Regions from separate parts of the Mus musculus genome. Here regions 1 and 2 are each linked to region 3. Evidence: chromatin loops called from intact Hi-C (ENCODE). Cell type or tissue: gastrocnemius. All regions are shown on one strand. Links, peaks and the distances in the headings refer to the core of each region. The heading gives the core; the rest is flanking DNA. Region 1 overlaps Meikin (meiotic kinetochore factor). Region 2 overlaps Rapgef6 (Rap guanine nucleotide exchange factor (GEF) 6). Region 3 holds the start of Acsl6 (acyl-CoA synthetase long-chain family member 6).

Region 1 (10,993 bases), core at 3,636-8,635, 120 kb before region 3:
AACTTAGGAGGAGGGCTTTGTTGAGGGAGTGTGGGGGAGTTGAAGAGGGTGAATGGAGTATGGGGTGGGTATGTTCAAAACACATTGTATGCATGTATGAAATTCTCAAACAGTAAATAAAAACAACCATATTTTAAAAAGAAAAAACAACATAAATACTTAACAATAGTTTTCAACATATTTAGCCATTGGGAAGATTAAGATTCTATATCATAGCCAGGAGTGGTGGCGCATGCCTTTAATCCCAGCACTCGGGAGGCAGAAGCAGGCAGATTTCTGAGTTCGAGGCCAGCCTGGTCTACAAAGTGAGTTCCAGGACAGCCAGGGCTATACAGAGAAACCCTGTCTTGAAAAAACAAAACAAAACAACAACAACAAAAAAGATTCTATATCATTCTAGTCAGAATGGCTATTACGAAGAAAATAAGTGACAGCAAATGCTAGCATGTATGCAGGGAGGGGACAACTAGTATTCACTGCTACTGGGAATGCAAACTGGCGTGGCCACTCAGAAAATCAGCAGGAATATATTAAACAGAGCTAGGGTATGAGCCAGCTCTACTCCTGGTCATATGCATGAAGGAATGTAAGGTACCACAGCACAAAAATACTTCCACATCTATATTTACCATAGTCACACTAGCTAAGGAATGGAACCACTAAGATGTCAATCAGCGGCTAAACCTCCAAAGAAAGTATGGTAGGCACATACAATGCAAGTTTACTACAACACACACAAATGAAAGAAGTGTTCAGCTGGGGGCCCGTGAGATGGCTCAGTAGGTCTTAATAGTCACCTGTTGGCAAGCCCACTGATCAGACTTCAATCCTCCGAACCCACATGAAGTACCAATGTCTGCAAATTGTACTCTGACCTCTGGAACAAATGCCTCTCTTACTCATGCATAAATGCAGTTCTAAAAAGAAAGGGCAGGGTCTATAGATCAGAGATCGAGCACATAGCCAGTACACAGGAAGCCATAGTTTCAATACCCAGTACTGGAAGAGAATGCAAAGAAAGAAACTTTTGGGTTGGAGAGATGACTCAGTGGAGAGAGCACTTACTTATCAGGCTTGCTGGATGAACTTTGTATTTGTAATCCCAGAACCCACATAAAAGCTAGGTAGGCATGATGGCCACCTACAATCCCAGAACTTAGGAAGCAGAGACAGGGCTTCCTGGGGCAGGCTGGCCTGCTAGACTAGCTGATTGGCAAGCTCTGGGTTCAACTGAGAAATCCTGTGTCAATAAATAAAATGCGAAACGATTGAGGAAGTCAGCCAATGTTGACTTCCATGTGCGACATTCGTATGTATATACATGTATCCAAAGATGGATACCTTCTAATCCCCCCACTCCCAGACCACACTGCTTCTCACAGGACCTACCACCCACCTGGGAAGTACCGAGTAACGCACTTTCCCTTCGATTAAACTCTGTGAAGACAGGAAACAGACCTTGTCTTGGTCCTCACTCCCCAACAGTTTATCTTATTTCTGCTTTTAAAACCGTTATAAGAGTCGCTGACTTAGTTGAACTGATCTGGAAAACACGTCTGCACTCGCTTCCTCTTCCATCATTAACACTCTCTTCTGTATTTTCATGGTTCACCTCCAGATGAAGTCAGAGTAACAAAAAGGGGGGGTGGGGGTGCTTTCTTAGTAGCTTAGAGCTTTTCGGAACATTTAAAAGAATCTTTTCATAGGACTGCTATTTAAAAAGAAAGAGTGTATAGGTCACTTAACCTCAGATTAAACAGAAAGTTTTATGCTTTTCCTTGCTACTGGAGCAGCTTTGAAACTTCTTGCTTTTATGTGTGGCCTTAGTCCCAACATCAGGGTTAACATCTCGCCAAGTTATACAACTGTACTCTGTTCACTGACAACAGGCTTCTGTTTCCTTAGGACAGGCACTGTACAGATGCCACAAGTTATACCATGAAACCACTGGGACAAGCACAATCACAGCCCTACAGAGAGTGCTGACGATAGTTTAGAGATGAGGTAACATATTAAATACTTAGTGTATGATTGAGTGTACATACCATATATTCCTGCTTCAGCAATTTTTGAGTGTAGAGTTTCTTTTAGTCAGACCTGGAATTAGGTCTCTCACTCATGTGGTTTCAATTAAGTTCTGTTAAAAATAGCTTGTAATATAATCATTTTCATTTTTAGCACTTCAACGACTTTACTACTTTTGATCCATACAAAGGACAGATCTGGGGAGAAAGAAAGGAAGGGAGGGAGGAAGGAAGGAAGGAAGGAAGGAAGGAAGGAAGGAAGGAAGGAAGAAAGGAAGGAAGGAAGGAACCTGATGAGAGCCCATAATGGGCACAAAATCTTCTATTTTGGTGCATGGTCTTCTAATAACATCTAACTGGTTCATATTTAAAGTACACATACACACATTTAAGAAGAATATGGGAGAATGTTTCTTTTCTTAACTGACTAAAGCAAATGACAAGACCATTAGGAGAATTTCCCCACAGTTTATCGCAAACAATAAGAGAATTTTAATTTTATATAATTTCAGGCAGACATTCTGCTTCTATGGATTTCATATTTACATTCACATCTTCAAAGCAGTGAAAATTCAGTCACAGATGTTATGTTCTGCCATTTGTCTTCATTATAATATCTAGAGAAAAAAGACATATTATTTGGTAGAGAAGCAAGTGTCCAATCATTACTAATAACCAGTTTTCAAGGGTGAGAGCTCTCCCTGCCTGCACCACACCCACTGCTTCCTACAGAGTTCTTTCTGGAAACATCAAGAGACCTGCTTAGTAACATTCTAGAGGGAAACCTGATAAAGGCTGATAATGGAAGCATCGGTGTGGTTTCGTAGCCCCTCCTTGTAGCCCAGAGGAACTCTGCCCTGAGCTGCTTGTCCTTGTTCCCCTCCGTGACTATCTAGGCAACACCTCACGTCTGTCTACCACTCTTTTTCATTCCCCTAGTCCAGGCTGCAGGAACATTCGCTTTCTTCCCAAATATGACATTGTTGCAGATTTCCCTTCAGAGCTGACAGCAGGAGACCCGAATGCAGACTACGCCTAAGGGTGTTCCCACTGTCACCGTTCCATTCTTGCACCTCAGAAAACCCTGCTATCATAGTCATGCTCTGTGCCCGCTGGAATCTGTGAGTAAGATTAAAATGATCTTACCAAATATCAGATGGTCAGGAAAGTGATTATAAGCCAGAGATCCATTGCTACTCAAAGTGGGACCCATCCAGAAACCAGTAATAGCAGCCACATCTAACTGTAGTCTTACTGTTGTGTTAGAATGGAGGATCCTTCGGTACCACTCTAAAGGAGCTGCAGCAAAAGCTCCACCTGAACACGATCCTCAAGTGCTTCACAAATTATTTAAGTTGGGAAAGCCACTTTCACTGTGTTAGGTGTACTAACTTAGATGTTGTCACTTGGCACCCGCCCCCCCCCCTGTAATTTCCCCGCCTCGCCTTCATGTCACCTTCATATGCTCACACTCAGAGATTTGACCTTTATTTTCCCGGTTATAAACTATCAAGCCTCACTTCTGGAACTAAAAGTTACTAGAGATCTGGGCGTCATCTTCCAGTCATCTTTTCTTACCACTCCTTACAAGTGACTGGTTAGTTACTAAGTCCTATCAACTCTTTAGATTGGTTCTTAGAATTCCTGAGTCAGACTTCCAAATCAATAACTTGAGAATTCGTATTTATAAGTATTCCGGTGGTCTGAGTAACATAGTTGGAAATAGACCAGCACAGGTCTATCTTCCCATCTCTGTTCATATGGACTTGACAAAAGTCACAACCACCCTTTTTACTTTCTGCTCACTTCTTCCAAATCTAAACCTTCTTGAGAAAATGATCAATTAAAAAGTATCTTTGATTAGAATAAGGTAGAAAGTAAGCATGACCTCAGAGATGCTCCACCATCTACCTCCCAATACAAGTCAATTCTTAAGTTTTTCAAAGGTCAAGTCTGCAAGGGCAGCAGGCATAACTAATTTCAACTCCTTGGAAGACCATTAGACATCTATGCTTATATTTATACTGATACTTCCTTTTAGAAGGCCTGTACCCAAGGTTCTCCATGGGCCTTAGATCATCTGCTAAAGGAGACCCCCTTCCTTGTGTACCCTAATAGCATCCCATATATATTTCTATTAAGGCACACATGTCTCCATCAGAGTTGTTTTAGTCATCTGATATCTTCTATCAGATTATTTATTAACTGACAGAAGGAGGCAACTATATCAACTTCAGAAAGTAACCATCTAGAACATGACATTCACACTCCAAGAGTATTTCCCAAATGAGTCGGCCAACTACAGAACTCCATATTTATATGCATGGATGCATGTCAACCAAACAACAGGCTTGAGAATTCTTTATGATGTCGAAACATGTTGATTTCTTTTCCTCTAAGGCACTGACTGGCCATACTTCCTCTTTGTAATTACAGTAGGTAAGTATGTCTGTCTGTGATATATTTGCTATAACTATAAAACTATAACTATATATAACTATACATATTTGTTATAACTATATATATTTGGTATACCTACTTGATATATTCTTACTTGACAAATTATTCTTCATGTGAGATAGCATAATCAAGTGTATAATTAGATACAGCAACTACACACATATTTTAGACTTTTTGCAATTTAAGAAAAACCAAGTTAACATTTTCAAAAGAGATATGTCAGCTACACTTGAGGAACTAATCAAACACCTAACAGCAAATCCTACTGCACACGAGGTGACTTCTTTTTGTAGTGCTGGGAATTGAACCCAGAGTCTCACATATATCAGGGAAGCGCTCTTCACTGAGCTATAGAACTTAATAATGAGTGGTTAATATATTTTCCAGATAATTTACATAGTTTGTCTATAAGCCTTACAATTCTTTTAGGTAACAACTACTATTTAACCAATTTTACAGGTAGCATACTAAAATCCATAGACTTTTAAGGAATTTGCTCATGTGTCAGAATTATCCAAAGACTTCTGTTACCATCACTCTGCTACTTACACAGAATTATTTCCACCTCATTTGTTGCGTGTCTGTGTCCATTTCTATCCACTATCATTATCTAAAAACTCAAGTTTTTTATCAAGAGAGAAAGAGAAGGGGATATATATATATATATATGTGATTATATGATTATATGATTCAAGGCTAAAAGTGTCCTCTTAGCCAGGTATGGTGGCACATGCATTTAATCCCAGTGCTTGGGAGGCAGAGGCAGTAGGAGCTCCGTGAGTTCAAGGTGAGCCCGGTCTACAGAGTGAGCTCCAGGACAACCAGGGCTGGGTTACACAGAGAAACCTTGTCTCTCAAAAACAAAAACAAAAACAAAAACAAAAACAAAAACAAAACAAAACAAAAAAAACCCAACCACCACCAACAACAAAAAGAGTATTCTCTTTTAGGTTTATACAGTACATATAGTTCTGATTTGGCCAGTAATTATCTGTTGAGTAAACTAGGACAAAAATCACTTATCAATCTGGTGAAAACAATTTGTCATCTGTAGAGGGAGAAAATAGAAAAGAACACGACTCTCAATATTTTAGTGTTTATTATAATCACCTGGAAACTTTAACATGAGTCAGAGTCCTCTGCCTTATTTCTGGCACCTATAACTCATCAGGTATTCAGTTGTTTTGGTGGCCAGAAGACTATCAAGGTGAAGTGTTGATGTAGACATTTTCTAAGGCCTTGCTACCTAGTAGACACCATTTTCAGAACCTATGTACCACTCTGCCTTCCCTGTCCCATCATTTTTGTGGCTAGTGTTTCCTTAAACCAAGTTTTTTTTTTTCTTTAGGCAACATAGTGCTAGTCAACACGCTCCCTTTTCAGTCATATGTACAGGGTCCTAGATCATCAAAATGAACTTTACACTCCAGCCCTGATTAGGTTACTGCCAAATCGAGAAAACTTTAAATGCCAATGCTAAGAATAGGCTGTTGAATATTTTAAATAACATGATCACAAGTTAGCTTGGTGCTTTGCTATTTTTACTAAACGAAAGGCAGACACAAGGAGCAAGATGTCGAAGGGCAGTCAGGTGAGGAGGCTGCTCTTAGCAAGAAGCCAGGAGATGGCGGCAGCAGTTCACCATTCATCAAGGGTCTCTAAATTCACTGGCCAGCTGTGAACATCTAAATCTCCCATGAACATTTTAATTTGGATTTGTTACTTAACCTCCAAATTTTGACAATATCTGATGTCATAAACTAGTATGACAGACCTACAAAGATCAATACTTTTCCTATTTTTATTAATAAAGTTTTTATTGGCATACATATAAACAACCGCCCCAACACACACATATGTTCAGCCTGAGGATTTTTCATAAGTGTAACATGCTAACATAACCAGCACCATAAAATTATCTGTAGCAACTTCTTTAGTTAAAACCATCATTCTAATGGAGGTGTCCACTCCCAGTTCCTTCAGAGTTCAGTTTACCTGGTTTTTGCTATACAAATATAAATAAATAATAGTAAATATGCTCCCTAAGAATGTCTAATATCTTATGTGAAGTTTATTAACATGATCCAACAAAACAGTTTCCTTTAACTCTATGTTGATTATTACTGTGTAGCATTTGAATGAACATACTATAGTTGACTTACCTATTTTTAATTGATGCGCATCTGGCTAGATTGTAGTTTCAAATTATTATGACCAATAAATATTCTAGTTTATATCTTTTTTTAAGACAAGTCTTTTGCCCTAGGTGGCCAGAAATTTGCTACATAGAACAGAGATCTATGTTGCCTAAAAACTCACATAGATCTACCCACCTGTCTCTGACTCCTGAGTGCTGGAGTTAAATATGTACACCCCTAAATCTGGCTCTAGTCTGTATCTTTTGGGGGTGCAAATTTAAATCAAGCTTTATTAAATATTAAATACTGACCAAGAGATGGACTTTGGTCAGGGCCATTCTCTGGGATTTCCCAGATAGAAGGACTTGTAGTCTGTATCTTTTGATGAACATACAGAGACATCATTGCTGACAAGTGGAACTGTGCTAGGAATCTTCTATCTCAGGGCTCCTAGGGGTCCCGTACTGTGAGATGACCCCTGAAGCATAGCATAGTTCTGGCATAACCAGAAAAGGCATATTCCTACTCCTTCATGGGCCATTATGGATTTTGTTGTCAATGTGTATCTTATTTGTGTGTACTATTTTAGCCCATTTACCAAATGACCTAAAAATATTATACAATTTAACAAGAGGCTCAGAACAAGCTATGGTGCAAAATGCTCTAACACTTGCACTACATGGTCCATCCAGTAGATTCAGTGTCCCTGACAAATAGAGATGTTGCCTGGATCTTTTGGCAGGACCTAAAGCTGAACAGTATGGCCTCTAGGATTAAAAACTGAAGTTCAGCTATCATTGGTGGATAAATACTAAAACACGGAAGAAAAATTTAGCCTGTGAATGGGCCATAACACTGGACCACTATGTTACTGAGCACTACTGTATTTTACATGACTTCACAAAGTGAAGATCAGATCTTTATTGCCAAATGAAACTAATACACATAGGATTGCCCTTAAGCATTCACTGAAGGTACAAGTAGGTCACATAAAGAACTGATCCAAGTGCCATAGCCCGTATTTTAACTTCTTTATCTTCTCTCATCCAGGCTACATTTAAAGGTCATGGGGAGTGTTCTATAGGTAGCTGGCTAGGAAAAAAAGATCAGATCTGGTAAATACTGACCAGTCCCTCTGATATGTCTCAGAAAAAAAAAAAAATCCTGTGAAATCTGCTTGCCCTGGGGCAGGACTTTGAGAAGTGTACCTGGTTGTTGTTTTGCTGGAAGAAGGAAAGATCAGCTGTTGGATGCATACCAATTCATAGGTGCTAACCAAGGTTTGGATAGATGGTTGAGACTTGGAAGAAATGTGATTGGAAAAATAGAAGAAAAGACATTTGAGAAGAGGCATTGTATAAAGTTCTCTAAACTGACAAAAACCATGAATATATTTATTTGGATGACATACAAATATATACCAAATGGTGACCTCAGCAGAGAAGGATTCTTAATAATCAAATGGATAGTATAATTAATGCTTATGGATACCAGTCAGTCTCTTTTTTCCCTAGCAACCTCCGTCAGCACAAGGTTGGAGAAAGAGGAAAGAATCTAATTGGTATCCTCTCTGTCCTTGTTTATAATGAACTAGGTAGCAGGGAGCACAGGCTCATCAACACAGACTTAGCTGGCTCTATGATAGCAGTACATCTTGAAGTGCTCAGTCAGCAACACTGAAAAACTTTTATCTTGCAAAAGGCAGTGTTTTGTTCTTACAAGGTAAACACTTTGGATATGAATATGCCATTTATACATATAGCACTCTGCCAAAGCTGCTACATGTGAATTTATGGGCTACTTTACAGAGTGAGAGTGGTATCATCCTGTTATGGTTTGCATACAAAGTGTCCCTTACGAGACCATCACCTAGTTGGTGGTACTATTCTGGAAAGCTGTAGAACCTATAGGAAATGGAACTTTCATGGAGGAACTGGGTCATTAGGGGAAAGCTTTGAGGTTTTATAGATCAGGCTTATATCTTGCCCACTTTCTGCTCCCTAACATCAGATATAATGTTACCACCTGTCTCATGTTCTTGCCACCATGTTTTCTCCATCATTATTGACTGTACTTCTTTTTAAACCATGGACCAAAATAAATTCCTTCCCTTTAAATTGCTTCTTGTCAGATATTTGGACCACCCCACCTGAGGCTCCATTCTGTCTGCAGACACCAAGCCCCAACACTGTTGCTGTTGTCAAGAGGCACTTGCTGACAGAAATCTGGTGTGGCTGTTCCTTTGGAGGTTCTGCCAACAACTGACTAATGCAGATGTGGATGCTTGGAGCCAACCATCAGACTGAGCTCAGGGAACCTGATGGGGGAGCTGGTGGAAAGACTGGAAGAGTGGAGGGGGATTGCAACCCCCTCGGAGGAGCAATGTTGGCTGGTGGGAGCACTCAGTGCTCCAAGGGGCTAGACCACCAACCAAGGAGTATATGGGGAGGGATCCATGGCTCCAGATACATATGTAGCAGAGGATGGTTTTGTCTGACATCAATGGGAAGGGAAGCCCTTGGTCCTGTGGAGGTTTGATGCCCCAGCGTAGGGGGATGCTGGAGCAGTGAAGGGGGAGAGTGTGTGTGTGGGAGCACCCTCACAGAGGCAAAGGGGAGCAGGGAGAGGGTGGATGTGGGATGGGGGATTTGTGGAGGGGTAACCAGGAAGTAGGATATCATTTGAGATGTAAACGAGTGGAATGATTAATTAAAAAAAAAGGAAGGGAGGGAGGGAGGGAGGGAGGGAGGGAGGAAGGAAGGAAGGAAGGAAGGAAGGAAGGAAGGAAGGAAGGAAGGAAGAAAGAAAGAAAGAGAAGTTGGTACCAAGAGTGTCGTCACTGCTCCAATAAATGAGACTGTGCAGTTCTTAGGCATTTGGGACTGTTTTGTGGGAGGAATGTAGAGGAATCTGGAGCTCTGGGTTAAAGAAGTCCTAGAATTTATAAGCAGAGATTAATTGGCCATTCTAGTGGGAGTTTGGAAAACTCCAGAGAGTGTGGAAAGAAATGCGGACAGTGACAATCCAGCTCATAAAAATTCAGAAGGGAACCAGTGTGATTTTTTTTTTTTGCCTGAGAACTTGAGTGAGGTTGAATTAAAAAGTAATGGACTCATCGGTTCAGTAGAAGAACTATCAGGTCACAGTAGTTTTAAGCGTTATGCTGCGGTAGTTTGAATAGGCTTGGCCCAGGGAGTGGGACAATTAGGATGTGTGGCCTTTTGGAGTAGGTGTGGCCTAGTGGAGGAAGCGTGTCACTGTGAGGGTGGGCTTTGAGACCCACCTCCTAGTTGCCAGAAAGACAGTCCTCTCCTGGTTGCCTTTGAATCAAGATACAGAACTCTCAGCTCCTTCTCCAGCACCATGTCTACTTACCTGCTGCCATGCTTCCTGCTATGATAATGAACTAAACCTCAGAAACTCAAGCCAGGCCCAGTTAAATGCTTGCCTTTATAAGAATTGTCTTGGTCATAGTGTCCTTTCATAGCAATGGAAATCCTAACTATGATGCATGGTTACTGCTCATCGTTCTTGGCTAAGAGTTTACACCAACCACAGGCACTCCTTGTTCTCAAGTCTTTGAGTTTTGACTTAGCAATGCTACTGGCATCTCTGGTTCTCTAGCACTTGGATAGCATGCCACTGGATTCTGAAGCTTCCATAACCATTTGACCAATTCCTGTATTAAGTCTCCTCTAATATAAAACATCTATCTATCTATCTATCTATCTATCTATCTATCTATCTATCTATCTACCTACTTATCTATCTATCACATATGTATTTACATATTTGAGCACAAGAGACATCAGGAAAGGTTCTTTATTGCTCCTCCACACTCTATATAAAGAACCTCCCCCAGAAGTACTAAACACTTTATGTTTGTGAGTATCCATAGAGAAACAGATACTTATTAATAATTGTTCTGATACTCCGGGCAACCCTCAGTAATATAATTATTAGGTATAAAATGAGCAGTATTGACTTAGGAAATCAGGCAGTCATTTACAAAGAGAATTCTCCATGACTTTGAAGCATGCTCAAAGCCAACACTGTGGTAGAAATGAGGACAAAAATCAAGAGTGAACAGTGGACATATAGAAAATACATTAAATTTCAGTTGTTTCATTGGGCCCTCACTCATGAGCGTTTCCTCAGCTTCACTAAGGAATTAGAAAAAAAAATGTGTAGTTGATGTTAGATGCCTTGAATGGCCAAATTTTCCACAACCACTTGATAATATCTACCACTTAAAATCTCCTACTTTTAAGTGTATAAAAGTGGGATAACAGTACTAATTGTATCTACTATAGTCATGGTGAGGAACTGAGATGCTAAGATTCTTAGCATGGTGCCTAATACAGAAGTACT
Region 2 (10,993 bases), core at 3,826-8,825, 230 kb before region 3:
GGTAGCACATCACTATAATAATAGCACTCAAGAGGTAGAACCTGGAGAATCAGAAGTTCAAGGTCCTCCTTAGCTACATAGGGAGCTTGAGGTAAATTGCGTCATAAGAAATATTGTCTCAAAATGGGAAAACAAAAGATGAACAAAAAAGGAAAAATATTTTTTTCAGGTAAATAACTAGATTAAAAGAGAAGTAAGTTTACTCCATAAGAAATACATCTGAATTTCTGAGTGTGACTCTGCAGGTTTAGAGATCTTGATTCTTAAGATTGTATACAGTTTTTGAGGAAAAGAGCAGTACAAGACTCTTACTGAACTACAAGTACAAGCTGCTAGCAGAGTAACTTTAAACTCTAGGACCTAAGAAGCAACAGGTGAGGGCAGCTGCTGATTTGAAAGAATAAACTGATCTTCATCACCAGGGAGAAATAGAGCTGCTTTTACGTAGTACTCCAATATAGAATAGCAACTACTTACATAGTTTTTAGTTACCAGTCACCTAGAGAAACTACGAAGTATATGAGAGGGTGTATAGAGGTTACATGCAATAAAGCACTTTTATATAAGGGACTTAAGAATCTACAGATGTAGTATCCACTATGGTCCTGGAATTAACCCCTTGAATTCAAAACCAGCCTATCCTACATCATAAATGTCAAGTCAGCCAAGGTACCATAATAAGACTATCCCAAAAGCCCACTCCTAGACACAGGGGGCGGCAGAATTGAGTTTGAGTTCTGGTGCATGTAGTCCTAAGAAATCCTAAATTAGCAACACTTGGGAGCTTAGGGGAAAAAAATGCATTCTCAGGCCCAGAATCTTAGGGATTATGTCTCCATGTTGCCGGTCTAGTTTAAAAAGCCCTACAGGCAAGTCTTCACACACTGATGCTTAGGTTTACAGGCAGGCACCATGTCACTCTACATTATTTGTCTAGTAACTTGGGGATAAAAGCAAAAGAACTAGGATGCTTACTAAATGCCAGTTCTTCTAATACATCAACCTAAATAGATACAAAACACCAAGCCTTCATAAAAAGACAACTCCCAGAACACATGGGTAGTTATTTTTTTTACTTGTATTTTTTTTTAAACACAGGTAGCAAGGAGTTTCTTGGGGCTTTTGTACCAGTTAACAACTATGAGACAAGATTGAGGAAATACATGACCTATTAGGCTTCTTGGTGTATGCAAAAGAAACAAAATCTATCCTAGCAAACCTCACTTAGCTCCTTTAAAAAAAAAAAAAAAAGAAAGAAAGAAGGAAAATGGAAAAACACCAATGGAAGCAAACTGAAAGTCTTATAGAATTTTGTTTGCAGTCACAAATTCAAATGCTAGAAAGGGGATGCTAATTACTTACAGAGTGTACTTGAAAGCTACTGATGGAGCCTGAAAGGAGAAGCAGGGAGGAAGACAGAAAATTAACCATCTGGGACATGACAACACCCCAAATCACTAGCATCTGTTTCTTTAACTGTACCAACAAAGTACTGTGGAAATTCAGAGCATTAGAACAAAGACCAGGTTAGGATTGGGAATAAGAGATTTCAGCTAAGCAAAAAAGTGAAGTCACACACTGCAATTAGCAACCATATACACAATGGTGGCCTCATTATGGTGGACATGAAAAATCCCTATTGTCTAGTGACCTTATAGATGTAACAATGTCATAGGGCAATACAGACTCGTGTGTCTGTGTGATTCTTGTGTAAACAGAGCTTCTGTCCTGATAGTTGTATAGAAACACAATAACACAGTTATATATAATAATTAATATTGATTATGGTAAGTGTCTCCATCACTGGTTTAGATTGTTTCAGTATACCTTATTTTGGTGCTCTGTATGCTCACGCATGCACACATTTGTACATAGGAGGCCAAAGGACAACTCTGAGTGTTGTTCCTTTGCTACCACTTATTTGTTTACCTATTACTGGCGACATAGTCTCCCTCACCGGCCTGGAATTCACTTAATGCTGGTTGATTGCATGGTTAACAACAAGAATCCTACAAATACTATCACATCTGATTTTTCACATGAGTTGAGGATTAAACTCAGATTCTCACGCTTGCAAGCAAGGTAAACACATTACTGACTAAAATATCTTCCCAACTATTTCACATAATTCTTTGAGAGTATGCCTGTACTGACATTAAGAGAAAAAAAGTTCAAAGGCTAGGGATATAGCTCAGGGGATAAAATGCCCAACTAGCATGCATAAGGCTCCAGGTTTCATCCGTAACACTGCCAAATAAATTAAAATTCACTGCAAATAGCATATGCCATATTATACTGGCACAAGCCTCACTCATGCTTACTACATTTCTTAACTTTATGTCATAGGGCAATACAGACTCGTGTGTCTGTGTGATTCTTGTGTAAACAGATGCCACAGAAAGTGATTTAGCTGTACTATGTTGAGTTTATGTAAGTCCATACAATCACAAAATTGCCCAATGATTTTTTTTTCAGAACATATCCCCATTGTTAACTAAGGCATGACCAGACTTTCTAAACTTCTCTGTGTGAAGGTGAGTGATGGCGTCACTGTCATCCTAAAACAAACAAGCTCTCTTGCACCCTTCAAACAATCCAAACCTACAGTATTTATTGTAGATATATTCAATGGGCTCTTGTTTAGGGTACAGTGAAGAAGTTAAACCCATATCTTAGACTTGATACTCAGTGCCAGGCCTGCCATGGCAAAACCCAGCGTTAGGCAAAGTCACATGACCCCTGACAGCAGCCCACTATCCATTACAACAATGCTTAGGTCAGGAGGTTGACTACCTCTTTCAACCTCAGGCAGTAGAGGGAAAATAAGATTCCATTTGCTAGGGAACAGAGCATAAAAACTAGCCAAAGGCTTTGTCCTAGAGTTCTATGCCTGGCCCAAAGTGAGACCAAACACCTGTAGAAACTGAATGCCCTATATGCAGGCTAAAGTTTACACAAAGAGCCTTGAATCTGGCTCCTGCAACAGGGAGATATTTGTGTATGGGTAAATCAAAACTCCAGCTTCAGCCTGTATTGTTTCCAGCCTTGGACTGGTTCCACGGCACATCTGATCTACTAAAGTAGTACAGTTCTCTATAGCTGTGAGAGACTCAGGTATGAAACAGCTTAGCATCTTGGTAGCCAAGGCACTGTCTCTCTCAAACTGCCAAAGTGCCAGATAGGTCCATACGCTAGCAGGACAGACACATCCTTCATTACCAGCAGTTATGGACCTCAGTGCACCTGAGATTGTTAAGCTTCAGCATGTAAGGCCTGACCAGGCTTAAGAATCAGCCTGGTGGATCAGGACTGAACCTTCATCAACACTATCCCAACATTTGGCAGCACAGTGTGGTATAAGACCCAAACCATGGGACAGCATAGTAAGCACAAAGCTATATGCTGTAACTTAGTGCTAGGCTGGTCAGACAGTGTCTCTGAAGAGTCCCAGAATCAGAAAACTAATACTTATGACTGGTTACAGTCATCTTGGGCTAGGAGTCCACCTCAGCAACAGGCAGCTCATAGCACTGTGACCCTTGGTCATAGGACACTATGTATTGTGCTGGTAGTATGTGGGTTTAAAAGTACTACTCATCTTACAAGTATTGATGGCGACTGGTATGACATAAAAGCCCAAGGATCAAAGATCTATCCAAAGAGATTCTTTTCTGAACAAGGTTGAATCCTGCACTGTCATATAATACACATCAGAAAGAAACGTGGAGCTAAAGATGAGGCAGCAGGGCCTACAGGACCTCAGGCAGAAGCTTGCAGATAAAAGACTATACTTTCTTGGTATGTATGTATGTGTATATATATATATATACACACACACACACCAAGAAATGATATATATAGAATCTACATAAGACAAACCTAGGCTTAAATTGTGCTTAAGTACCAAAGTGTACACACACCAGGGAGAAAAATACATGACAAGTACATGGAAAAAATTAAAAACTATGGATCCTTTGTGATGGTAAAGAAGGTACTTGAGTACCCTGTACTCTGTACTCAAGTTACAGGGTCCCAAGAATTTAAAAATGGCAAGAAAAAAAAAAAAGTAGAAAACACGTTGAGTGAAAAAAACCCCAGAATTTGTATTAGGATACAAATATCCATATATAATAAAAGATTAAAGGTAACACCAGTTATATCTAACTAAAGCAAGTCTATACCAAGATATCTCTATAGTTAAGCTCTCAAAATGAAAGACAAAAAAGATTTTAAGGGCTGGAGAGATGGTTTAGCTGGCTGCTCTTACAGAGAACTGAGTTCAGCTACTAGCACCCACATGACAGCTTAAAACCATCTGTAATTTCGTTCCAGGAGCATCTGATGTCCTCTTTTGGCCTCTACAGGCACACAAGTAGTGTAAGACATATGTGTTAGCAAAACACATGTGTACATATAAATATTTAAAAGACTGTACATGAAAATATATCAATAACACATGCAAGTATCCCTATTCTCATGATAGCAGTCTTAGCAGGAATCTTACAAGGCAGGAAAAAAGTGGCATGAAATTTTCATATCACTGAAGAAAAAGCACCATTAATCAAGAACAGTGTGTCCAGGGCCAGGGAAATATTAAAACAACTGCCTATTGCCCAGCATAAAACCTGAATTCCATTCCTGGAATACCCAAGATGGAAAGAGAAAACCAACTCTTCCAAGCACTCTTCTGACTCCACATGTGCACAGCGGCACACATCGTTTGCCTTCCCCTACACACTCAAAGGAAAAAAAAAATATACACACACATACACATAAATGTTTTTTAAAAAGAATATTGTACGTAATTGAGGAGATAACATCATTCCCAGACAAACAAAAGCAAGAGGAGGATATTGTCCCATCAGATACATCTTGAATGGTAAAGGGAAGGTCTTCAAACCACAAGAGATTGACAAATAAGAGAACATGGAAAAAGTACAAAGCTGACTAGTGAGAGTCCTTACACAGACATATCCAGATGCTCTAATATTGCTAAAAATGGTGCATAAACTATATATATTATCATGGCCCTACCCCTGTCTAGATTAAAACAACTGTTCTTGTTCCTTTGGTTTGTTCGTACCTTTATGATCATGTTGAAGTGCTACAATTTAAAAATAGTTAAAACTAAAAGATGTTTGTATGCATCACAGAAACCATAAGGAAAAAAATCTATAATATACAAACCAAAAGTAATAAAGAATCAAGCCACACTACTCGAGCCAAATAGTAAGTAAAGCACTAAACCATCAAGAAAGACTACAAGAAAGGGAGAAAGAAAAAAAATAGGAGCAACAACAAAACTAGAGAATGCATTACAAAATGATTATGGTAACAGCATACCTTTCCAGGATTACTTTGAATCTGAGTGAGTTAAGGTCCCCAGCTAAACAGTCTCGGGGTATAATACTGTTTTCCTAGCATGTACTAGGCTTCAGGCTCAATCCTCAGTATTATAGGCAAATAAACAATTCCCAAACACACAAAGAATGATTAAATAGAAAAACTACTCTATATGCTTATCAGAAATCCAGGTCAACTCTAAGGACACATACAGATGCAAAGTAAAGGAATGGAATACTTCTATCATTAAAATGGAATCCAAAAGAAAAACAAAAACAAAAAAACAAAGGTCAAGAGTAAAAAGAGACAAGAAATATCACTGTATTATGATAAGGGATTAATTCAGCAGAGAAAGTAACTTTCCTAAATATATGTGCACCCAAATAAATAAAATACTACTGAGGAATGCATGCATACGAAATGCACGAACATATGAACATGTTATGTATTCATACATTTATGTACACAAGCACATCTACAAAGTAGAAAAATTCCATATAACTGTTTAAAATGTTTCTGCCTCCCAAAGTAATTTAGTGACTCAATGTAATGTAATCTGTATCAAAATACCAATGACCTTTGACACTTTACACAACCCCCCCCCCACTACCACCCTGAACTTGCAAGAGGTATTTGACCAGATGGAATAAGTCAGAAGACAAGACTATCCCAAACAGAAAAAGACATGAAAGAGTTTTGGAAATCCACAAAGGGAGTGAAAGAATATCTGAAAATGCCAAAAAAAACCCACATGTGATTAACCAAAAAGAGTAGGCAAGCATAGCATCTGTGCCCAGGCGGGGAATGGGAGAAGCAAGGGCAAAAGATAAGCCAAGCAAGTCAAGAAAAGTACAAAGCCTTGATAAGCTTCAAATCCTGTTGGGAGGTTCTGGTGAGAAACAAATTCCTTTGGTGGAAAAATCAATATAAACTGAAGTTCCACTTCATCACTTTACATTAGACCCCAATGGCAGAGCCAGATACCATCTTGAGATGGAACCTATTGTTAAGCTGAGTGGGGAACCAGAGGTCTGGAAACTGCAATCAGGCCTGCCAAAGACATAGGATGAAGGAAGGCCCAGGAAAACAGCTATAGAGAACAGTGAGCTAGATAAAGGCTGGCAAGCTGAAGGGCACAGGGAATTGGGGGGACTCATCCAAGCAGGCAAGTACATAAGGATGATAGTCTCTTATCAATAGTTCATTTATTGAAATGATTCTGGAGTTTGATAGCCTGAGATCAGTAGCTCATCAACCTCTGGAGCCATCAACACTTCCAAAAGAGCCTGAGAACGTTGGAGGTTCTGTGGTGTACTAAAGAACCACTGACATATCAATCTAGCAGAGTGATTGAAAACCAGGAGATCTTTAAAGTACGGAGACATGTCCTTCCCATGTGCTTTGACTTTTTCTCACACTTTTGAGGTACCCGAGAGAAACATTCCCAACAGAACTTCTGCCAGGGGAGAGAACCTGCCACAGGGTGCAATTTAAGTATGGCCAGCAGAGGCCGCTGGTGTTCAGACAAGGAAAATTATCAATGAAGACAGCAGTGCTAGACACCGCAAGTTTACCTAAGAAACACAGCAACAGCATAAGCTCTAGGAAAGACAGAAACCCAGTTTAACTGACCCCCTCCAGCCCTCACGCACAGAAATTTATTGAACAATATATTTCTCTTTTCTCTTATATCATTCTGCCATGTATCCTCCTCGTTCCCACACTATTTTTAAATAGCACTTTAAGCTATTTTAGATGATCTTATCTTTTTTAGTCCCCTTCTTGCATTTACCTAATTTCGCTTTTGAATTTTCTCATTATTGGGAAATCTTTATTTTTCATTTAATTTTTTTCTAATTTCTTGTTCTTTTCTCTTCTCTTCTATACTTCTCTATTGCTTCTTTTTCCTTTCTTTTAATGTATTTCTCCCTTTTCCTGCCTTTCCCCTTCATTTATTTCATCCACTTACTATATCCACACTAACCCCTTAAACGATTTTTTTTTTTTTTTTTTTTTTTTGGTTTTTGGAGACAGGGTTTCTCTGTATAGCCCTGGCTGTCCTGGAACTCACTTTGCAGACCAGGCTGGCCTCGAACTCAGAAATCCACCTGCCTCTGCCTCCCCAGTGCTGGACCTTAAATGATTTTAACTTCAAAGCACATTATATGCAACCTTGTCATTTTATGTCCTGTGATAATTAACAGATGACATCAGTGGGCTTCAATCCATTGTCAAGTGTATTTACTGTGTAGAGTCTGTTGCAGTTTGCTGCTAATAGTAGTTTGTCTTCTTCTCTCTGAATGGTAATGGGTCTGAGCAATTATGAATGACCAATGAAGAACTCAAGGAGGAAATGTAAAAATACCTAGATTCAAATGAAAATCAAAGCACAATTTATCAGAACCTCTGAGATATAGCTAATGTAACAGGCCCCCAGACCTTAGAAACACAGACACTATGCTAGAAGCAACGTTCTGACTGTAAATCATAACATGTAGGCCTCAAAGTGTGCCAAAACAGGAACATAGATGTAACCCATCAAAGACCTAGTCTACAGTTCCAGGAAGTCTCGAAATGTACTAACCTTGCTTTCTGGCTTCTGTAGTTCTGCTTCCTGCTATCTGAACTATGACAACCAGGATATGTTTTTGGTGCATAAAGAGAAAGGCTTGGGGCTGCATGATGTAGGCAAGTTCCCAATGCAGCTGCAGGCCAGCAATAAAGAATTTCTTTTCAGTTTTAAGAGTTTCTGTGTAATGGTCTCTGGTGGTCTTAGTTTTACCTTGAAAAACTAAGGCAGTGATGAGAAAGTATTTGCCCTACTGATGTGATGAGACACAAGGACCATGGCAACTCTTATAAAGAAAACCATTTAATTGGGGCTGGCTTACAGTTTCAGAGGTTTAGTCCATTTATTAGCATGTCTAAATCAGGAGAGAGAGAGAGAGAGAGAGAGAGAGAGAGAGAGAGAGAGAGAGAAAGAGAGAGAGCTTGAGCTTTTGAAACCTCAAAGTCCACCCTCAGTAACACACTTCTTTAAGGTCATACCTTTTAATAATGTCATTCCTTGGTGACCAAGCATTCCACTCTAGGAGCCTATGGGGGCCATTCTTAATCAAACCACCAGTTCTGAAGTTGTTAGGTAAAATGTTGTGATATGGTATTAAAGAATGACAAAGGAAAAAAGTCTGTGTTCAGTATAGACACAATCTCATCTACAATACTTTTTTCTTTTACTTTTGCATTGGTGAGGGATCAAACTCCAAAAACTCACACATTACAGGCAAACATTATACCATGGAAATACAGCCCACATCCCTTCTGAAAACATTCCCAATCTGCAGTTGTATGGCCTTCCAAAATTACACTTGTAGGTACACAGTGTAATGGCCAATCTTAATTGTCAACTTGACAGGATTTAGAAAGTAGTAATACACCCTAGGCCTTGTCTAATGATGGTGTTCTAGAAAGTTAATATGGATGCACAATCAACCTTATGGGCTGTGTCCTGGACTGACAAGAAAAGAGAAAGTCCGCTGAGCACCAGCAAGCACCTGTCTGCATTCAGACTGGAGGTGCAGTGTGACCAGCTGCCAAAGCTCCTGTTGCCATGCCTCCCTGCCATCATGTTCTCTCTGTTCCTCAAACTGTGAGCCAGAATAATTCTTCCTTATGTTGCTTTTGATATGTATTTTGTCAGTGAGAAAAGTAACTAATATACAAAGAGTCAACTTTACTGTATAAGATGTTATTAAATGAATGTCATTTATTTATTATAGCCAGACATGGTATATTAGTGATTTCAGAACTCAGGAGATTGAAGCAGGAAGACACCAGATTAAGGCCACCATGGGTTATGTTAAGACACTGTCTTAAAGCAATAAAAGAGTTAAAAGCACTAATTAGTAGAGGAAGCATCAATATAGGTATCAATACAAGAACAACAACAACAGAAAGTCCAAAGTTAAGAAGCTACCTTTGTTTATTATTCTAACTAAAGTCAGTGCTAAAAAAGACCCTGTTAAGTCATATAGCTTGAGCAAGAATTTTTTTCCTGCAGTTATTTCCTTTTTTTCTTGGATATTTTCTTTATTTACATTTCAAATGTTTTCCCCTTTCCAGGTCTCCCCTTTGGAAACCCATTATTCCATCACTCCTCCCCATGCCTCTGTGAGGGTGCTCTTCCACCCATCCGCTCCCATCCTCCCACCCTGGCATTCCTCTACCCTGGGCATTGAACATCCTCAGGCCAGAGAGCCTTTCCTCCCACTGATGTCCAACAAGGCTATCTTCTGCCACATATGTGGCCAGCACCATGGGCCACTCCATGTATGTCCTTTGGTTGGTGGTCCAATCCCCAGGAGCTCCAGAGGGTCTGGCCTGTTGACACTGTTGCTCCCTATATGGGGCTGCAAACCCCCTCAGCTCCTTCAGTCCCTTCTCCATCTCCTCCATCAGGGACCCCCAAGTTGAACAAGAAATTTTATTTTACTTCTTTGGAATTCAGTTCCTTTGCACATGCAAGCCTCATTTTGGTAATGATGTTCCCTCTCCCCACAAATATCAAATAAAATACCTGTTGCCCTGTTATGCAAGTTCTACTATGGTTTGGGGTTTTATAGAATCAATCTTACTGTTTGCCATGTGTCAAAGCCCTGAATCTCTCCCACGGCCTAAGTTACCATTTACACCAAACAGTTAGGAATGTGGCCTTTGGAAGCATACGCCAGAAGAGCAAATGAGTGCTGCTTATGACTCTAAAACCTGGGAATTCTACAAGAAGAATTCATTCTCATGTTTGTTTATGAGACAAAATCTTATGTAGCCAAGGCTAGCCTCAAACTTATAGCTGAAGCTAGCCTTGAACTCCTAATCATTCTGCCTCACCTTCCTGTGAGCTAGGATAACCATTCTGGTTTTTTGGGTTTTTTTGCTCCTTCTTCTTCTTGTTGTTTTTTTGTTTGTTTTGTTTTAAATTCAGAAATGTTTTTATTTTTTAGTCTCCAAAAACCCAAACAGACAGGTGTGGTGGCACACACCTTTAATGCCAGCACTTAAGAGGCAGAGACAGGAAGATCTTTGTACATTCAAATCCAGCCTGAGTAACAGAGCAATTCCAGGTCATCTAGGGCACAAAGACAGTCTCAAAGATTAGCTTAGAAAAATGGGTGCACATCTTCAGTCATTTCCTATTAATAGGAACTTAACTTTATAGAACAGGTTAAAACAAAACAAACAACACCCAAAACTTAGCAAGTCAAGGAAACTGATTTGTAGTTTAGGCTCTCCTTCTCCAGGAACGAACACTGCTATGTTAGTTATTCCATTTATCAAATCTGATCTAGCTTAGTAATCTTCCTTCTGGTGCATTTCAAACTGTGCTTCCAGCACCATATAAGCAAAGTTATCAAAGTTAGAAGTGTATGTAGTATGTTGAATATGCTTACCCCAGGGAATGGCATTATTAGGAGGTGTGGCCTTGTTGGGGTGGGTGTGGTTTTATTAGAGGAAGTATGTCACAGTGGGGGTGGGCTTTGAGAGAGCTTAATCTTCTGGGAAGTGTCTTCTGAGAGCACAAAGAAGCTGTTTTCCAGAGATAGTTTTGAAGGCATGAAGGGAAGAAGCTGAGGCTTGGCACTGTGTGACGCTA
Region 3 (10,993 bases), core at 2,493-7,492:
AGGCAAGGTCTGTAGATACCCTGAGGCCTAGAGATACAAAAATGTCCCAGGCAGGCTGTGTCTTAGCCAGGAGTGCAGCTGTTATAGCCTGGAACCCAGATGGCTCCTTTACCCACAATTCCAGGTAAGGTCTGTGTGTGTGTGTGTGTGTGTGTGTGTGTGTGTGTGTACCTTACATATTAAACAATAAATTAATCAGTCTTATCTTTGGTTCAAGGTACTTTTCCTAACAAAGATAAATTACCACATTTCCTAGCTGCCACTGGAAGAAATAAAAGGGAATTTTCTTCCAGGCAGTGCTGATAAACAGACGTCTGCTGTCTTCTGCACCAGTACTCTGGAGGTCAGGGGTGGTAGCTAGCTAGCACTTGCAGCCTCAGCCTCTGGCCCACAGGGTTAATTTAGGGCTCAAGTTCTGGGCTTTTGGCTGGGCCAGGGACTAAGAACTCAGGCCTCCTTTTCAAGGGCAGGATGAATGGGGAAATATGCAAATGGACGCCCTGCCTCCCAAGCTGCAGGGGAGGGCCTGCTGCTGGCAGGCCGGCATCACTCCACTCTGGGCCTGTCACATGAAAGGGTTTGCACTCCTGCTGCTGGCTCCTGCAGCCAGGTCAGGCCAGGGCTGTTCTCACCAGAAAACAAAAATCTCTTTCAGACCAAGTCGAAGTGAAGGCCCCAGCCGGTCCAGGGAATGCTATTGGAGGCTGTTGACGCTGACCTACTGAGGGTACACATCCCTGAATTCTGACTTCCCATCCAAAGAAAAGAGCCCAGCATCTTTGGAGAGTGCCCTAGAAGCCTCTGTTGGCCACTGAGGAAAGCACGGGGTGGGGTGGGGTGGGGTATCACCGTTAGGGCAGCAAGTAGGACCACCCCTCCTGCAGTTCTGTGGATCTTGTCCCTTTTCAGAAGCAGCAACATCGATGGCTGAGATAGTGAGGACAAGTTTGTTTGCTTTGTTTTTTTATAAAGAGACCTTGATAACTCTTGTGGTGTTTATGGTGAATGCTAAGGGAGAACAGAGGGAAAGGCCCAGGGCCAGAAACCAGAAGAACTCACAGTGTTGTCACAGGTGCTTTTGTTGCTTCTTCAGGGTGGAGAGGCAGGGAGATCGTGGGAAACATGAGGACAGGTCTGGACCTCCTGACTCTGAAATACAGTCAGAGCTCCACACTAGCAAACAATACCACAAGCAAGAATTCCAACACAGCCGGCAACTGCTTAAGGCCTTTTTTTCCCCTTTCCTAGCTGTAAAGCTGTAAATTTTATAGGAATCTCACCAGAAAATCTTTTTTTTTTTTAATGAAAAGGAAGCATACCAATGCCCTTGTGCACCCTCCAGGGGCCCCTGGTTTCATCTGATCAGTATAACTTCATTCAAGGCATCTCCGAGCCATCTAACTCATAAAGACGAGAACAGGTGAAGGGTTTCTCATCAACTTGTTGAGTTTAACACGCTTCTTTGAGAAGCTCAAGCCCGAGCTTCTGGGTGTGTCTTACTTTCTGAGTACACCTCTTCCTCTGAACCCTCTGGCTTTTGCCTATGTTAAGGCATCTTTAAGTCTCAACTCGAACTGGAGAGTCCCAAAATTCTTTTCCACACTGAAGCCAAGAGTCCTGGTTTGGAGGTTCTTAAACGGTCTAGGGGGATTCTAAGGCTGCTGAGGGTGACAGTGGCTTGCTGTGTCTCTGTGACAGTGGCTTGCTGTGTCTCTGTCCCCTCACCTCTGACACCCCAGGGTCACCAAGACCCATGTGAGGCTCAGAATGCTGCCTTAAGAATCAGTGATACAGGCAGCATCATTTAGCCTAAAAGCATAGACAGGGCAGGGCCTTAACATGTCCTTCTGGAGCCACACAAGGGTGAGAGAGGTGTTACATGGATCTCCTACAATCCAAGGCATGTGACCTTGTTGGCTTTGAGGCCTATGAAAAGGCCCAGCCCTGGTAGGAAACGGGCCATTTGCCACCACCCACCTGCCTCCAGTTGTTGTCCTACTTTAGGGTGGGGCCGTACAGGATATTTATGAAGCCAAGATGCCAGATGTGTCTCCATGAAACTTCAGAGAACTTACCCAGGGAGGAGAATCAAAGGCAGAGGAAGAGGAGGAGAGAGGACTCTGTGGGCCCAGAAAATGGGAATTTCACAAGTCATATCCTATCCTCTGCCCGGCCTGCAACACGGAGACCAGGAACACAAACACCTAAATCCCCAACTAGTCTGCTGGCAAAGGGAAGAGCATGGACCCCAGACATGGCCAGGCTTAAAAGCTGGCAGAGTGATAGCTGAGTAGGGGTGAGGTGAGGGTTTATCCCAGAAAACCTCATCCAATCTGCTGAATTTCACTACTGAAATTCTCTGCCTGCTAAGCAGAGTGCTAGAGTCTAGATGGCTTCATGAGGCCCTAGCTCTGGAAATAGAACAGTGGGGCTGCTACTTTTGAAGCCATGATGGTCCCTGCCAGCCTGGATGGTTCCTGCCTGACACCCCTATTCCCACATTGATAAGTACGTTCCTTCCACTGGCCTGAGAACATCCTGTCTACCTCTGAGTACTTCCCTACCTGATCTCACTGGCTGGCCCACATCCTACCTTGCTGCTCTCTCTGTCTCAGCTCTGACCGTCCTGCCATATAGCCTGGGACCGACCTTCCTGTCCAGTTTCTGTGTGACCTCAGTGTCGACTGGCTTTTCTGCTCATTCCTCAGAACCTGCTGTCAGTGTTCACACCAGTCTGCAGCTGGAGCTAAGGCAGGAGTAGGTGGGCAGGTAGATCTCTCAGGGGGGTCAAAGTCCCAACAGTTCAATGTAGTAGGAGAAATGGGGCTGATAACAGGCTCAGTCCGGGTTACTCCTTCCAGATCCATAGGAGAGACAGACAGTGCTGTGAGCCAGTTAGTAGGGTTTGCCTATTCAACCAAGGGTTGCTTTTTTCTCTCCTTGTCCCTCCTCCCCCTGGTAGTCACTAATCACTGGGCTGGTTCCTGGCTCCAAAGGGCCCCAATCTGGATTTGCTTATCTCAGGGTCTGGAAACTGAGATTTTGATTGTTATTGCTCTAAAGCCTCATCAGGCAGCCAGCTTGGAATGCAAGCCTGACAGGGCAGAGCACAAGCTAGCAACTCCTATCCTTCCACAGACATCCTCTACCTGAATGCTTAGTCTAGGGTGGGGCAGGATGAAGGACATTTCTGGGAAGGGCAGATGGATAGAGTCAGGTGGGTTGTTGGAGATGTTCTTCTAATGCTTTGATTCAACCAGGAATCTGAATGTCCAAGTGCCCCAATTGCTTTTTGATCGATCAATAAAGATGTCAGTGGCCAATGGTTGGACACGGGGTAGGACACCTAGAGTTGTGCATGCACAGAGAAGAACCGCCATGATGTGATGAGAGAAGGAAGAGGAGAGCTACAGGAGCGCCAACAAGCTATGTGAGAATTTGGGTGGGGTTCCCGATTGGGCCTGGGGTAGCAGGGGAAGGTTTAGGAGTGCCAAGCCTTTGAGGTAGCCAAGGCATTTTAAAAATAAGCTAATGTGTTTGTGTGTCTTTCACTCCAGGATCCAAAGATAGCTCCTGGGCGGGTGCGCACATTCGACCCACTGGGAGCCAAATTGGTGTAGCAGAACTCACCGCTACAGTGGGTCTAGTTGGAATGAAACAATCCAGGATCTGAGATTATCGATTAGATCTTAGAACAGATAGGGGAGTTCAGCTCAGAATTTCTGTTGCAATATGGTGTTGCCTATTCCCACATCTCATAGATCCCAAGTCTTCAATGAGTCAGGAGAATACTTGGGTATGGCTATACCTGATAGGTGAGAGTGGTAGGAATCCATCCATATCCAGGCATCCTAAGGACAGCCTCAGGCCAGATCCTGAGATCAGGTGGATGGTGAGTGAGAACTATGGCTAAGTCAAGGTAAGGGCCACCACAAAGGCAGGGACTTGACTGGATCGTCTTCTCAAGTATGCTAGGCAATGTACCTAGAATTACCTGACCGTAGAGAGACTAGATCTTGGAATTACAAGGAAGCAAGAGCCTTCAGAGAAATCTCCCTTCTACAAACCATCTATCCTGAAGCTGTGAGACATCCACCCACCTATCCATCCATCCACCCACCATCTACCCACCCATCCACCCATCCATCCATCCATCCATCCACCCACCATCCACCCATCTACCCATCCATCTATCCACTCATCCACCCATCCACTTATCCACCCATACACCCATCTATCCATCCATCCATCCATCCATCCATCCATCCATCCATCCATCCATCCATCCATATTTCTCCTTCACTTCTAGAGCTCCTGACAATATCAGGGACTAACCAGAATTTGTCCCTGCACAGTGAGGCCACTGCCTTGGAGATCCTTCTCAGCTATGCTGGGTAGAGCAGTCAGCACACACTCCAATCTGTTTGTTTTTTTGAGAGACAATATTGTATTCCCCAGGCTGACTTGGAACTTGCTATGCAGTCAAAGCTATCCCTGAGTTCCTTGTGTCTGCATCCCAAGGGCTGGGATTGTAGGCACTCAACTTTAACTTTAACTTCAGACACTTCTGTTGCTGACCTCACCCCATCAGGACCCTCTGGCCTAGAATGCTTTTTTTTTTTTTCTACTTCATTTCTGCTTGTTAGAAACCTGGCTCTCTCCTGGACTGCAAGTCTGGGAAGACATTCTGACCCTCTGCTTCTACGGGCATCTTCCCGCTTAAATTCCTCTGGGCCTCAGAGCTTCATGCAGTAGGTGGTGACAACAGCAACACAGCATTGTGGGAAGATTGAAGGGAAGCTTGCAGAACCATAGAAACGTTTTGATTGCCGTACAGTGTGTGCAAGGTCAGGCAGATGATATGTTTATACTCTGTTCCCTCCTTTCATTCAATGAATGTCTAAGTACCTACTGTGTGTCAGGTGCTGGTTAGATAAACAACATACCTACTACTATATGAAACTTGTTTCTTTTTGCAAACAAGACAGACCTTCTCCGTACTACCCCGTGTACAGAACAGCCCTGAGTTCTATCGCATCTGTAGCTGAGCCAAGTTCAGCTTCAAGAAGGTCAACCTTAGAATCACAAACCCCAGAGAATCAGCAGGGGAACAGGATGGCTGGGTTCTGCTGCCCCCTGGTGCCAGCCTGCTCTTCCTAGTGCAGCCTTATGCCCATGCAGGCTGCCAAGCAGCTTAAAAAAAATCAAGGTAAAGGCTTGAGTACAAATTCAAACTTTCTTCCTTTGGGAGTCATGCCCCAAATACCTGATTTTTCTGGAGCTTCACCATCAGCCCCAATTTTTAGCCACTGTTTTGGGCTTCATTTGACTGCTCCAGGACTCATTGCCCTAGTCGAGTCTGGGGCTAGGGGTGGGATCTGATAGGGCAGAACTGAGCATGTTTGTGCCTGCTGGGCCAGATCTGTCATATCAGCCTCTTGTAGCCATGGCCCACTCCGATAGGGTGTGGTCCATGTCCCCAGAGCAGGAGTCAGAACTGGAGGTTCATCTCTGCCTCCTTCTGGAGCCCAGCTGCCACTCGGGCCAACCTGGGCTACATATATTCTCGTAACTTAACAGTCCTACACAACACTCCTTGCCTCCAGTCTTGATTGTTCCTGATTTAGCCTGGCCACTGTACCTAAACAAAGGGTCCTTCTGTGCTCTATGATAAAAAAAAATCCTCTCCTCTAGGACCCATCCAACAACCCAGGTCCTCAAGGCAGAAGACATGAAAACTCAGCCCCATCACAGTCCTTTCTGCATACCTTCGACAGCTCTGACTTCTTTTATTTGGTATTTGGCTACCTGTCTCTGATAAATGCCCCACGTCCTGCAGAAATCCATACAGGCATCACTGGTAGGTATGGTCTGAAGTTAAGCAGGTTGGATCTTATACAAGAGTTTAGAGCTACATCAGCCTGAAGGAAGGGGTACCTTTTAGTAATGTATCAAGAGTGGTACCTCTTTACAGTCCACATACAGGTGTCACAGAGGTGGGCAGGAATCCCAACCCACTGATCCCATTGTCCTCTGAGTGCTTGGGAAATGGTGGGCATATTTATTACCAGACTGAGCACATGACTCATGCTGGACTCATATCCTTGTCTCCTTGTTTACAACTCAACATTCGGGTTAGATCTGGAATGGCTCGGTACTGTGCAGCCCAGAGCTCGTGGCTCTTCCAGGCTGCTTTTCCCCCATCTTTCCCTGAAAGCCCTTGAGGTCAACTTTTGCCAGACCAAGGTTTGTTTCCCTAGGGATGCACTGAGTAGCAAAAAGCACACAGGCATTGGCTCAGGAGCATCTTCCTGTTTGACAGAGTGGCAGAAACCTGGGAGCTACACTGGGCTATAAAGTAGATTACAAAGCAGAATTCATCCTTAGGGGTGTGTGTGTGTGTTGTGTGTGTGTGTGTGAATGCACATTTCTCAGACCCTTCCACCCTTCCATCCCAAGAGAAAGCCTGAGATCTAGCAAAGCCCCAAGAAGGGCAGGCACATGACCTATAAAGCCCCCACCATGCATGTATCTGGGGTATTGCATCTAAGGAAAAGCACATGTCAGACTCTGCCTTCCAGCAATCAGAGCAGCTTGGCCTCTGTGAAAGCAGCTGCCACCGAGCACAGGAAAAGCTCTGCTTGACTCTCAGAGCCCTTGTCTAACCCCTCAGTGAGGCAGGTGCCCCCTTTTCTTATCCAAGGAAGCATGACAGAAGCTCACCCTGACTCAGTGACGGTTGTATACAAGTTATAGACAAGAAGCCCTCCCACTCAGGGGCTTCTCTCACAGGCTACTGATGATCCCTATCACAAGTGGCCCTGTAGCCTCCGGACACCTTCCTGGAACCACAAAAACTTCTGAACCAAAGACCAACGCTTTGAACCCATGCTGGGTGGGGTTCTTCCTGGAGTAGAACAAAGAGGACCAGGTACTGAGAAGAGGCTCATAGGCAATTTTGTCACGTAGGCAATAAATAGTGTATGTTACCATCACCACTACCACCAGCACCAGCACCACCAGCACCACCACCACCACCATCATCATCATCATATTTTGATTATCCATGATCCCAACTCTCGCCTATCCTTGCCTGTTGGCAAGACCAGAGTGGCCCTGAACAGCCTGTCACCAGACACTGGCATACAGAAGGAGCTTAGGGAGCTGAAGGGATTAGAGAGGCCTTAGTCTCCCCAGCTCAGGGAGACTATGCCCCTGTGGCCTAACTCAGGACAATTGTGGGGGCGGGAAAAATAATTACCTGGCCCACCATCCCCTCAGGTTCAGACACGATATAACCAAGCACTTGGCATGGGTTGATCAGCTAAAACTTGAGATCAAATTCCAATCTGCCCAGTGTTATCCATATGGCACTGGGGAAGTCAGTTTTTAAATCTCAACAATAGAAGAGGTCCCACCAACCTCCTAGGTTTCACAGTGAATATTAAAAAAAAAAAAAAAAAAACTCACACATGAAAACACATGATTCTCACAAAAGAATCAACCTCTGCCTTTCCTTTAGCTCAGAAACAACTTTGTCACCACCGCTGATGGTGCTATCCGAATACCAAATAAGAAATATTAGCATGGGGAGAGCATTTGGCCTGGGCTAGGCCAAGCATTTTCACGTACATTATCAGGTTTAGAGATTCTGCACAGAGCTGGGGCCGAGGTGGGGCTGGAAACCCTTTAGAGGTATTAGCCGGAGGCTTGGAGAGGGGAGAGGCCAGTGCTGAGAAGTAGTATTGGTAAGGGGTGGGCCTGTTGGGAGAGTACAGGTATGGGTGTAGGAATCTGGGGAAAGTACTATGCAGAGATTTATCAGGAGTCCTGTAGCTTCCTAAGAAAGAGGGTGCAAGGATGAGGGAGGGAAAGGGGTGAGGCAGGGGGGAAGCCAGGGTACAGCCTTGGGCAGAGCTAAGGGGCAAGTAACCAGTCTTGTCCTCTGGCTAAAGGGCAGCAGGGACCGCTAGTGAGAAAGGTTTCTGGCTGGATCAGGAAACCCAGGTCAGCTCTGCCGTACAATTCACCAAGGGACCTTGGTGGTGGTGGTGGGGGCAACATAACTTGGATTTTGGTCTCTAGAGATGGACACAGACACAAAAAGTCTGCCCTTCCCTTGGCACGGGGCCTAATCTGATCACCGGTTCTCACCACAAGGAGAAAGGAGCTTGAGAACGGAAGGGGGGTTATGGGGGTCTCAGCTAGTAAGGCCCTTCCTCCGGGCTGACCCAGCTGCTTCCCCAACGCTGCCCATGGACCCCCACCAGAATTGGGGGGCGCCTCGGGGACCTTGAAGGGACAATTCAGCAGCCGCAGCAGAGGGCTCCGCAAGGTGGAGATGTCACACCCGCACCCTGGGCCGAGATACTACAGCTTCCCGGAAATGGTGGTCAGGATCGGACCGGGACTTACCGGCAAACAGCCAGAGAGAACCCCCCGACACCAAGAAGAAGGTCAGCATGTCGGTGAGCCGGCCCAGCCCGGCCCGCACTGCTTCCCAGGCCCGCAGCCCCGCAGCCCCAGAGCCACCGCCGCTGCCGCCGCCGCCGGGTATTTTTAGCCCCCGCCTCCCCGCGCCGCTGCGGAGACCCGGCGGGAGGGGGAGGGCGCAGCGCGCGCTCCTCACGGAACCCGACTCCCAGCCCCGCAGCGCGCCGGGACTCCTGGGCAAAGAGACAGCGGCATCCGAACTGCCGAGCCCGACTGGGGGAGGGGCTGGGCCGCCCGCCCCGCAACGTTCTGGGGGAAACGGGCTGGAGGAAGGGGCTCACGGGCTCACTGCCGCTCCTACCTCACCGTGCCTCCACCCATGAACGACCCTACCTCCACACGACCGGCCTCCAAGGTTTTATGGCTAGGCAGGCTCAAATGGCAGCGGGGGTCCAGGGCTTCTGTCCCAGAAAGTGCACATGCTGAAGTGCCGGTTCCTGGCTGAGTCAGACGCCCCCTAGGACCTGATTTTGTAGTTGCTGGGAGCCACATCTGCAAACCCAAGAGGGAAGGGAGTGATGGGGCGGGGGGGGGGGGGGGGGCATCAAGGTGAGGCTAGATTGGATAATACCCACACTTAATAAGAATGCTCAAGGTCAGGTTGGAGGCCACACAAGGTCACGGGAAGACTCACCAGCTGCCATGTCCCCAGGCATGTCTCATGAAGACACAGGCAGCCACATGGAATCACAGGTGTCTCCCAAGGACACAGGCAGTGATGCATATGTGTGGTACATAAGAGCTCAAGTTCCTCTTAGCTGTGATAAATGGTCATACGGTCACTAGGTTGTTGGTGGTCTCATTGCTGAGCTGAAGAGTGAGCTGAAGAGTTGCAATCCCTTTGTCTGGGAACAAAAGGAGGAAGCCTGGCTCTGTGATTTTCTAAAATAATAAAGGTAGGTATTCTGATGGGGCCTCGATGGACATCTTCAAGTGGATTTCACCAAGGTCCCCTCGTTCTTCAAGCATTCAGGACTCATTAGGCTTCCAGCACCGAGGACAGCGCTCAAGCAGCACAGACCTTGGTCAGGCACTGGTTAAGACAAGGACCCATACCAGGAGTAAGAGGGAGAGAAACCAGACATTAGAGATCAGAAAGCAAGGGGTGGATAGGTGAGATTGGATGCTCTCTGTGCACTTGAACTCATATCTAGGCTTCAATTTCTTTGTGTGTGTATCTGTATGTGTTTATCTGTGTGTCTGTGTTTATCTGTGTGTCTCTCTATGTGTTGGGGAGGGGGTGGTCCTGCATCTTTAGTTTGGTATGTGTCTCTTGGCCTATCTCTGTGAACCTTAGAGATGTACAGTCTGCAGAAACATCTACAGTGAGTCTCTACAATAGACCATTCTTTCCCATTACAGGAACCGGGTCTTGGGAGGGCTGCTCTTGCTTGAAGCCAGTCTCTTCCTGGCAAGGGTTTTGCTGGAATCTTAAACTTGGCAGACACCTCTATGAGAGGATCATGGAGGTGATGTGGCAGGATTGTTCCCAGTGGGTGACACAGCAATCAGAAATCCCTCCTGCATTCCCAGCAGCAGTAGCGAACTAATTGAAGGCCTGCCTGCTCAGGTGGAGACCCCGTCAGGGGACACTTCTAGGCTTGGGAGAGGGCATAGATGGTTTCAAGTCAGACTGGCCTAGGGAGTTGGCCAGAATATCATCACACATTTTTTAAATATAATGAAGCCATAAGCAGGGTTTATCCCATTGCAATTTCTGATCATATGCACTGTAGGGCCTTTTCCTTCTTGTGCCTTCCTTCTGCATTCTGTCAATATCCATTTCACATTATAGTTAGGATGAAAAGATCCATCCCCTTCTCGGATGCTCTGGTCTTTCTATCATCTGTACACTGTTCTATCTGTACACAGTGAATACCTGTTAACAGAGCAGGGGTCCTAGGAGGCAAGCAGCAGGCTCTGGGGCCAGTCCTCTGCAACACCAAGTTGCAGGAGCATCTAGGCTCCTGGGTGGCTTCTGGCAGCCTCTTCTCCAGAGTGATGTCATGGGACACATTTAGCCTGGCCTCCTGCAGGATGCTGCATCCAGTTACTCTTCCTATAGATGTCTCTGTTTCTTGCGAGCATCACAGTTTAAAGCTCTGTGCTGGTGCCGAGCTGGTGATAACTTAGCCGAGTGGGGTTCCGCTTTTCTCTGAGCAGTACTTGGCTTCTCTTGAGGGACATCGACAGGAAGACGCTGGGCTGGCTGTGGGATCACGGCCAGGTCGCTTTTCACTCTAGGTGTGTCCCTTCCACTGAGTCACAGGGCTGTTGTTTTCGGTACTGAGTTACCAAGGGCTTCTTCCTCCTTGTAGATCTCCATCATGAATCAGGCAGCTGTAACTCTGAGATCTCTAGACTGCATGGGTCCAGCAACCTTAGAACACAGAGCGAGAGAAGCCAGCATCCAGAGATGTGCAGGCAAGGTGGGATGAGGCTTTTACATCAAGCCATCAGGTAGCTGTGACCTCCTAGTTCCCACTCATTCATGTACTCA

What was found. A loop is a pair of places that touch in the nucleus more often than their neighbours do. Peaks named below come from ENCODE experiments on the same cell type or tissue, not always from the same donor. Only the 100,000 strongest peaks of a DNase experiment are listed, where the experiment ranks them.
Region 1: it touches region 3 in a loop (6-fold over the local background); 11 of 42 quality-filtered maps call a loop at or near these places.
Region 2: a loop joins it to region 3, with 9 times the contacts of the local background. A loop is called at or near these places in 15 of 42 quality-filtered maps.

Annotation. Positions count from the first base shown.
Region 1 is chr11:54,418,296-54,429,288 of GRCm38, reverse strand. Meikin (meiotic kinetochore factor) reads right to left here. Exons shown (of 14, transcript NM_029105.2): 14 at 2,499-2,641. The coding sequence ends at 2,610. Among named protein-coding and RNA genes, the nearest start is that of Fnip1, 14 kb to the left of the region's middle. In gastrocnemius, for the core only: a CTCF peak has its summit at 6,106 (motif pointing right); no DNase peak of the experiment used is centred there; H3K27ac peaks cover 3,046 bases.
Region 2 is chr11:54,530,978-54,541,970 of GRCm38, reverse strand. The region is part of intron 1 of Rapgef6 (Rap guanine nucleotide exchange factor (GEF) 6); the gene reads right to left. Among named protein-coding and RNA genes, the nearest start is that of Rapgef6, 14 kb to the right of the region's middle. In gastrocnemius, for the core only: a CTCF peak has its summit at 6,839 (motif pointing right); a DNase peak (open chromatin) is centred at 6,849.
Region 3 is chr11:54,301,756-54,312,748 of GRCm38, reverse strand. It overlaps Acsl6 (acyl-CoA synthetase long-chain family member 6), which reads right to left and starts at 8,925. Exons shown (of 21, transcript NM_001033598.1): 1 at 8,827-8,925. Gm51861 (a long non-coding RNA gene) reads left to right here and starts at 9,048. Exons shown (of 3, transcript XR_003949553.1): 1 at 9,048-9,389; 2 at 10,812-10,922. In gastrocnemius, for the core only: a CTCF peak has its summit at 5,146 (motif pointing left); a DNase peak (open chromatin) is centred at 5,131; H3K4me3 peaks cover 352 bases; H3K27ac peaks cover 4,437 bases.